Linked DNA regions of Homo sapiens: region 2 is linked to region 1. Evidence: chromatin loops called from intact Hi-C (ENCODE). Cell type or tissue: IMR-90. All regions are shown on one strand. Each heading gives the region's core, and the rest is flanking DNA. Links, peaks and the distances in the headings are about the cores only.

Region 1 (2,926 bases), core at 131-2,630:
GGAACCCAACCTACTCTCCACAGAGTGTGGAAGGGTTAAAGAAAAGCCACTTCTGAACATCTCCGCTTTATCAGCTCCCGTTGGGAGATCAGGGGCCAGCAGCCTTCATTAGCCAATAAAAAGAAAATGACGTTTCTTTGCAAGGAGTAGACTTTACTAAGCACCCTATATGTTAAAAAAATATATATTAAATGTTAGTTTTTGTCTCCAAAATAGATATATAATTCTCAGATTTCCTTGTAATTTTCTCTTAATGGCTGATTAAATCTTGACAATATAAAGCAGTCCAGTCATCCACCCATTCACTGGACAAATATTTCTTCCATGTAAATGCCAGGCACCAGTTTAGGTCCTGATGATACACCAATGAACAAGAAAGATGAAGTGATGATCCACCAGGAACTTACATTTTAGTGGGAGAGATACACATAACAAATAGGTAGATGATATGATAAGCAGGGTAAGTAGATGGAGAGCAGATTTTTAAGACTTCTGTGAGCTAAGACCTGATTGAAGAGAGGTTGTAATTTTGTGGTGTCAGCATGATCAGGCCAAGTAATCACTTCCTATTGCCCATATATTTTTTAATCATTTGTTTAAAAATATAATGCAAAGAGATAGTTCTCAGACTGTTTTCTCATATAGAAGATACTTATTTCTTAGATTCTTAGTACTACTCATTTTAATAAGCTATATGAGTCCACAACATTAAAAAATTTACTCTAGAAAGTAAAGCTGGGTAAAGTGACCTCAGTGTAGAAAACTTTTATTATATGGCCACAAAAGGCACTGAAAACGAAATTTCTAGAGGGCCTTAGGGGATTAAAAGGGAAATGTTTAGAAGACATTAAACCTCTGGAGGTTTAATTTTGCAACTTCCCCAAATACTTAGACGACTTCAAAAATAATTTTGCTTTTGTCTAAACTCAGAAATTATATTGTTCTTTTTTGCCCTTGCTGGCCCTCAGAAGAGTATTAATTCTCATTTTGGGAAGGAATTATTTTAATCATGCCATTAAATGAGAGGAAAATATCCCTTTTCTAAAAAAATAAAAAATTAAAAATAAAAACCTCGGTGTAAAGTGGAATTCTCTAGAGAATGCATTGTGCACAAAATGACCTTCCTCAGTGTATTACTGGGATGGAGGGAGTCGTCTCTCTGTGGGGTAGCAAATAAGCCCTGTGGCCCCCTCAATCCACCTCAGCCTCCACAGAGCATCAGTTGCTGTTTCATCCCGGGTTGGTCCAGACAGCCACTGCCAGTCCACTAGAGGGAGCACTTGAGAGGAAACCCATTTGCTTTCATTGATCTAGATCTCAAATAAAATTTCATCTTAGAGGCTGGGCGCGGTGGCTCATGCCTGTAATCTTAGCACGTCGGGAGGCCAAGGTGGGTGGAGCACGAGGTCAGGAGTTCAAGACCAGCCTGGCCAACCTGGTTGAAACCCCCATCTCTACTAAAAATACAAAAGTTAGCGTGGCATGTTGGCAGTAAGCTGAGATCATGCCACTGCACTCCAGCCTAGGCAAAAGAGTAAGACTCTGTCTCAAAAAAAAAAAAAAAAAAAAAAAATTTCATTGTAGAATAAAATCCAATTCCTTTCAGCTTTTATCTTCAAATTTTGGTCATTGTTTGCATTAGTCATTGTTCTTCAGGAAAACAGAACCAATAGGATATATGTATCTGTGTGTGTGTATACACATATATATGCACACATGTATATATTTATATATACAAATATATGCATGCATATATATTTACATATACACATATTTACAATTCTGTAAAATCTTATATATAAATAAGACTCACACATACACATATAACGTGCATATATATATACACATATATATGGCATATATATATATACATATATATGGCATATATATATATACACACATATATATGGCATATATATGAGATTTATTTTAAAGAAGTGACTCATGTAATTATGGCAGATAGCATATCCAAAATTTGCAGGTGGGCCAGCACGTTGGAGGCCCAGGGAAGAAAGACTACTGCAAATCAAATCTGAAGGCTTGTCTGCTCACTAAATATCCTCTTGCCTGGGGAGGTCAACCTTTGGTTCTGTTCAGGCCTTCAGCTGATTGGATGAACTCTCCTCCCTCTACCCTCACCTCAATAAGAAGGATGTCTTAGTTTCTCCAGGCTTCTATAACAAAATAGCATGCAACAGAAATGTATTTCTCACAGTTCTAGAGGCTGGGCAGTCCAAGCTGCTGGCAGATTCAGTGTCTGGTGAGGTCCCATTTCTTGGTTAGTAGAGAGTTGTCTTTTTGCTGTGTCCTCATACGATGGAAGAGGCAAGCCAATTCTCTGGGCCTCTAAGGGCATTAATTACACTCATGAGGGTTCTGTTCTCATAATCTAATCGCCTCCCAAGAGTCCTGCCTCCTAATATCACATTAGTGACTAGGCTTCCACATATGAATTTTAGAGGTACGCAAACATTCAGATCATAGCAGAAGGTGATTTGCTTTACTAAAAATCAGCAACTTAAATGTAAATCTCATCCTAAAATAACCTCACAGAAATATCCAGAGTGATGTCTGACCACCATGGCCTAACCAAGTTACAAGATAAAATCAAACATCATGCTGTTTCTGTATAGTGACACTAAAAATAGTTGCTAAAAACTTGTATGACAAAATAGAAAAATGAAAGAAAGGCAAATTATTTTGGAAAGTTACAGTAAAGAACATAATCTAAACCCAACAAAAAAGTTTCTGAGACTCAATCACTGAACAGAGTTGGAAGAAGCTTTTATTCACTTCATTCCACTGTATTTAACAAGTCTCTACTTCAGTCCCTGTGGGGTTTCTAATATTATAAAAAGTAATATCATAGGTTATAAAGATTTAGAAAGAGTGCTTCTATTTTTGAAATCAATAATCCAGCTAGGAC
Region 2 (2,926 bases), core at 264-2,763, 190 kb after region 1:
AGAAACCTGTATTCTAAGAGGTTATTCAAAAGTATTCTCAGAGGTACATGTGCATATATCTTTTGCCAGTACAAGCTAGCAATCCAATGGGAAGATGTTTACCTGAAAAATAAAGAGGAAAACTAATCCCCTCAGCAAGTGTTTATCAACTGTCTTTGCCAGGCACCACCCACCAGTGCTCTACATGTGATGTGAGCATGCCCTGAAGGAGATCATAGTCTAGTGCAGCAATTAAACAGTAAAGAAATAATTACAGTACATTATGATGAGTCCAACTAGGACACAGAGGAGGAGGGAGCATTATAGGGTGCAGAGAAACATTCCCAGAGAACTCAGAGTAGGTAAGATACATGGGTTGAAGGAGCCGGGCACAGTGGCTCACACCTGTAACCGCAGCACTTTGGGAGGCCAAAGTGGGTGGATCACGAGGTCAGGAGATCGAGACCATCCTGGCTAACACAGTGAGACACCGTCTCTACTGAAAATACAAAAAATTAGCCGGGCCTAGTCTCAGCTACTCGGGAGGCTGAGGCAGGAGAATGGCGTGAACCTGAGAGGCGGAGCTTGCAGTAAGCCGAGATCACGCCCCTCCTGCACTCCAGGCTGGGCGACAGAGTGAGACTCCATCTCAAAAAAAAAAAAAAAGATACATGGGATGAAGGGAACAGCATGGGCAACAGAAGGTTAGGAGAAGCGCAGGTCATATGGTATGACTGGCTTGTTGAATTCATGATTAGGTTGGTTTGAGCAATTGAAAAGTGATTAATGTCAACCACTTCTCATTTTTCTTTTATTTGATAAATATTTCTTCTTACATATCTGGTCACAAACCTTTAATGAATTCCATGTAAAACAATCAATAAATTTTCTTATTCTTTCCCTCCTGTGACAATAGAGATGGTGTCTCTCTATCTCTTTTGGAACCTGTCCCTTTAATAGCTTCTGAGAAACTTTAAACTATAAACTTTTCCCTGTATATTGCACTGCTAGCTTCAAACCAAATCACTGCCATCAGCCTTTAAACATACTTGAGTCTGTCCCATATTAATCTTGATTTCACACATGTGCCCCTACAACCTCTGCTTCTCTTTACAATAAAGACTTGTACAAGAGTTGTCTCTAGCTCCACACTGCCACTTAATCCTGGACCGCTCCAATCTGGCTTTCACCTCCATCACTCAACCAAGACAGCCCTCCACAAAGGTCACTAATGACCGCCATGTCTCTTAATAAAATAGACTTTTCAGTCCTCTCCTTGTTTTTTTCTCTGGGATATGTTTGGCACTGTAAATCAGTTTATCTTTCTTGAAACAATTTCTTATGTTGGTTTCCATGACATCCCACTCTTGTTTTTCTCTATCTTTTTGAGTTCTGCCTGCCCCTGCTAATTTCCTTTTCTAGGCTTATTCTCCTTTACCTAGTTGGCAATTAGAAGTTCCTGAAGGCTCTGCACTAAGCACTTTCTCTTTGTTCTTTAACTTCTTCCATGGATTTGATTTCTGAGTACTCTAAAAACTCCCAAATTTAATTCCCAGTGAAGACTTGCCTTTCAGTATATCTGGGTTTGTTTAACATGCATCTCAAATGCATTTCCCATTTCTTATATCCTGAAATCTGACCTGCGCCCCTTGTTTTCTGTGTAGGAAAATTCACAAATATCTATCTTGTGCATTAGGTCAAGAGACCATGGAAAACTCTTTAAATTGTTAAAACACTTTAGAACCGAGTTTCTTAACCTCAGCCCTATTGACATTTTGAGCTACATAATTTCCTGCTGTGGGGGTCTCTGTGCATTGTGAGATGTTTGGTGAGCATTCCTGGCCTATACCCACTAGATGGCATAGCACCCCCTCCAGTTGTGACAAGCAAATTGTGTCCAGACATTGCCAAATAGCTCTTGGGAGGGATAAGGAGGCCAAATCAGCCCTTACTGAGAATCGCAGCTTTAGAAGGAAGATAAGAGACAAAGCTGTGTTTTTTAAAAAATAGAAATCATGCTGAAGTTTTCTACCAAGGAAATTATTAGTTCAGTTGTATGCCCAAAGTGTATGACATTAAGTATTATTTATCAATATCACTACTTCCCACATTAGCTACATGTTGTGAGTCTCATTGGTTATCTAAAATATGCTTCACAAAATTTGCCCAGCAAAGATTTGTCCAGTGAGCACCAAGAAACCCCATTTGGACCTTGCTGATAGTTCCAGCATATTTCCACACAATTTCTCTCCTCTCATCCTCCTAATCTCCCAACCACAGTCACAGTGTTTTTTGAAATCATATGCTCCTCCTGTCATCCAGTGTCACCCAGTGTTCTTTCTGGAACATCCTGCCCATTTCACTTAACCCCCCTTCATCCTGCAAACACAGCCCAGACATCACCTCCCTACAGAGGCCTTTCCTAAACCCCAAAGCCCTTTAGGTTTTCATGCACTCTTAGAGCTGTGCTGCTTTCCTTCACTGGCACTTACCTAAGTTTATGATTAAATATGCATTCGCATGGTTATTTGAATATTTATCACACCCAATAGCCTTTAACAAGGATGTAACACATAAGCTCTAAAACACTGGTGCCTGGCAGTGACATGTATGATTCATTTCAAAACAGAAAGGTAGATAATCAGGCACAAGGACTGCTACCTGGCTCACCAGCAGCACAGGACATTTGAAATCAGCATTGCACTAAAAAATGTCCTTGTTATAGTGGCCATCCGCAGAGTGCTGAATCTTTCCCCTGTGTCGTGACGCCTCTTTTATATCATAATTTTTAAATCTTCAACCATCATCCTCTAAAATACTATTTTTTCAGAGTTGTTAAGTTCCGTGGGCGAATAATTTGCATTCATTTTAAGACAAATTTGTTTAGGCGATAAATGCATTATTATTTTTCTCTACCTCACAATATGACATGGATTTTCAATTGAAA

Evidence for each region. A loop is a pair of places that touch in the nucleus more often than their neighbours do. Peaks named below come from ENCODE experiments on the same cell type or tissue, not always from the same donor. Only the 100,000 strongest peaks of a DNase experiment are listed, where the experiment ranks them.
Region 2: a loop joins it to region 1, with 2.2 times the contacts of the local background. A loop is called at or near these places in 2 of 110 quality-filtered maps.

What each region holds. Positions count from the first base shown.
Region 1 is chr7:147,244,213-147,247,138 of GRCh38, forward strand. All of the region lies in intron 8 of CNTNAP2 (contactin associated protein 2), which reads left to right. Among named protein-coding and RNA genes, the nearest start is that of MIR548F4, 130 kb to the right of the region's middle. In IMR-90, for the core only: a CTCF peak has its summit at 1,267 (motif pointing right); no DNase peak of the experiment used is centred there.
Region 2 is chr7:147,430,421-147,433,346 of GRCh38, forward strand. All of the region lies in intron 10 of CNTNAP2 (contactin associated protein 2), which reads left to right. Among named protein-coding and RNA genes, the nearest start is that of MIR548F4, 54 kb to the left of the region's middle. In IMR-90, for the core only: a CTCF peak has its summit at 1,820 (motif pointing right); no DNase peak of the experiment used is centred there.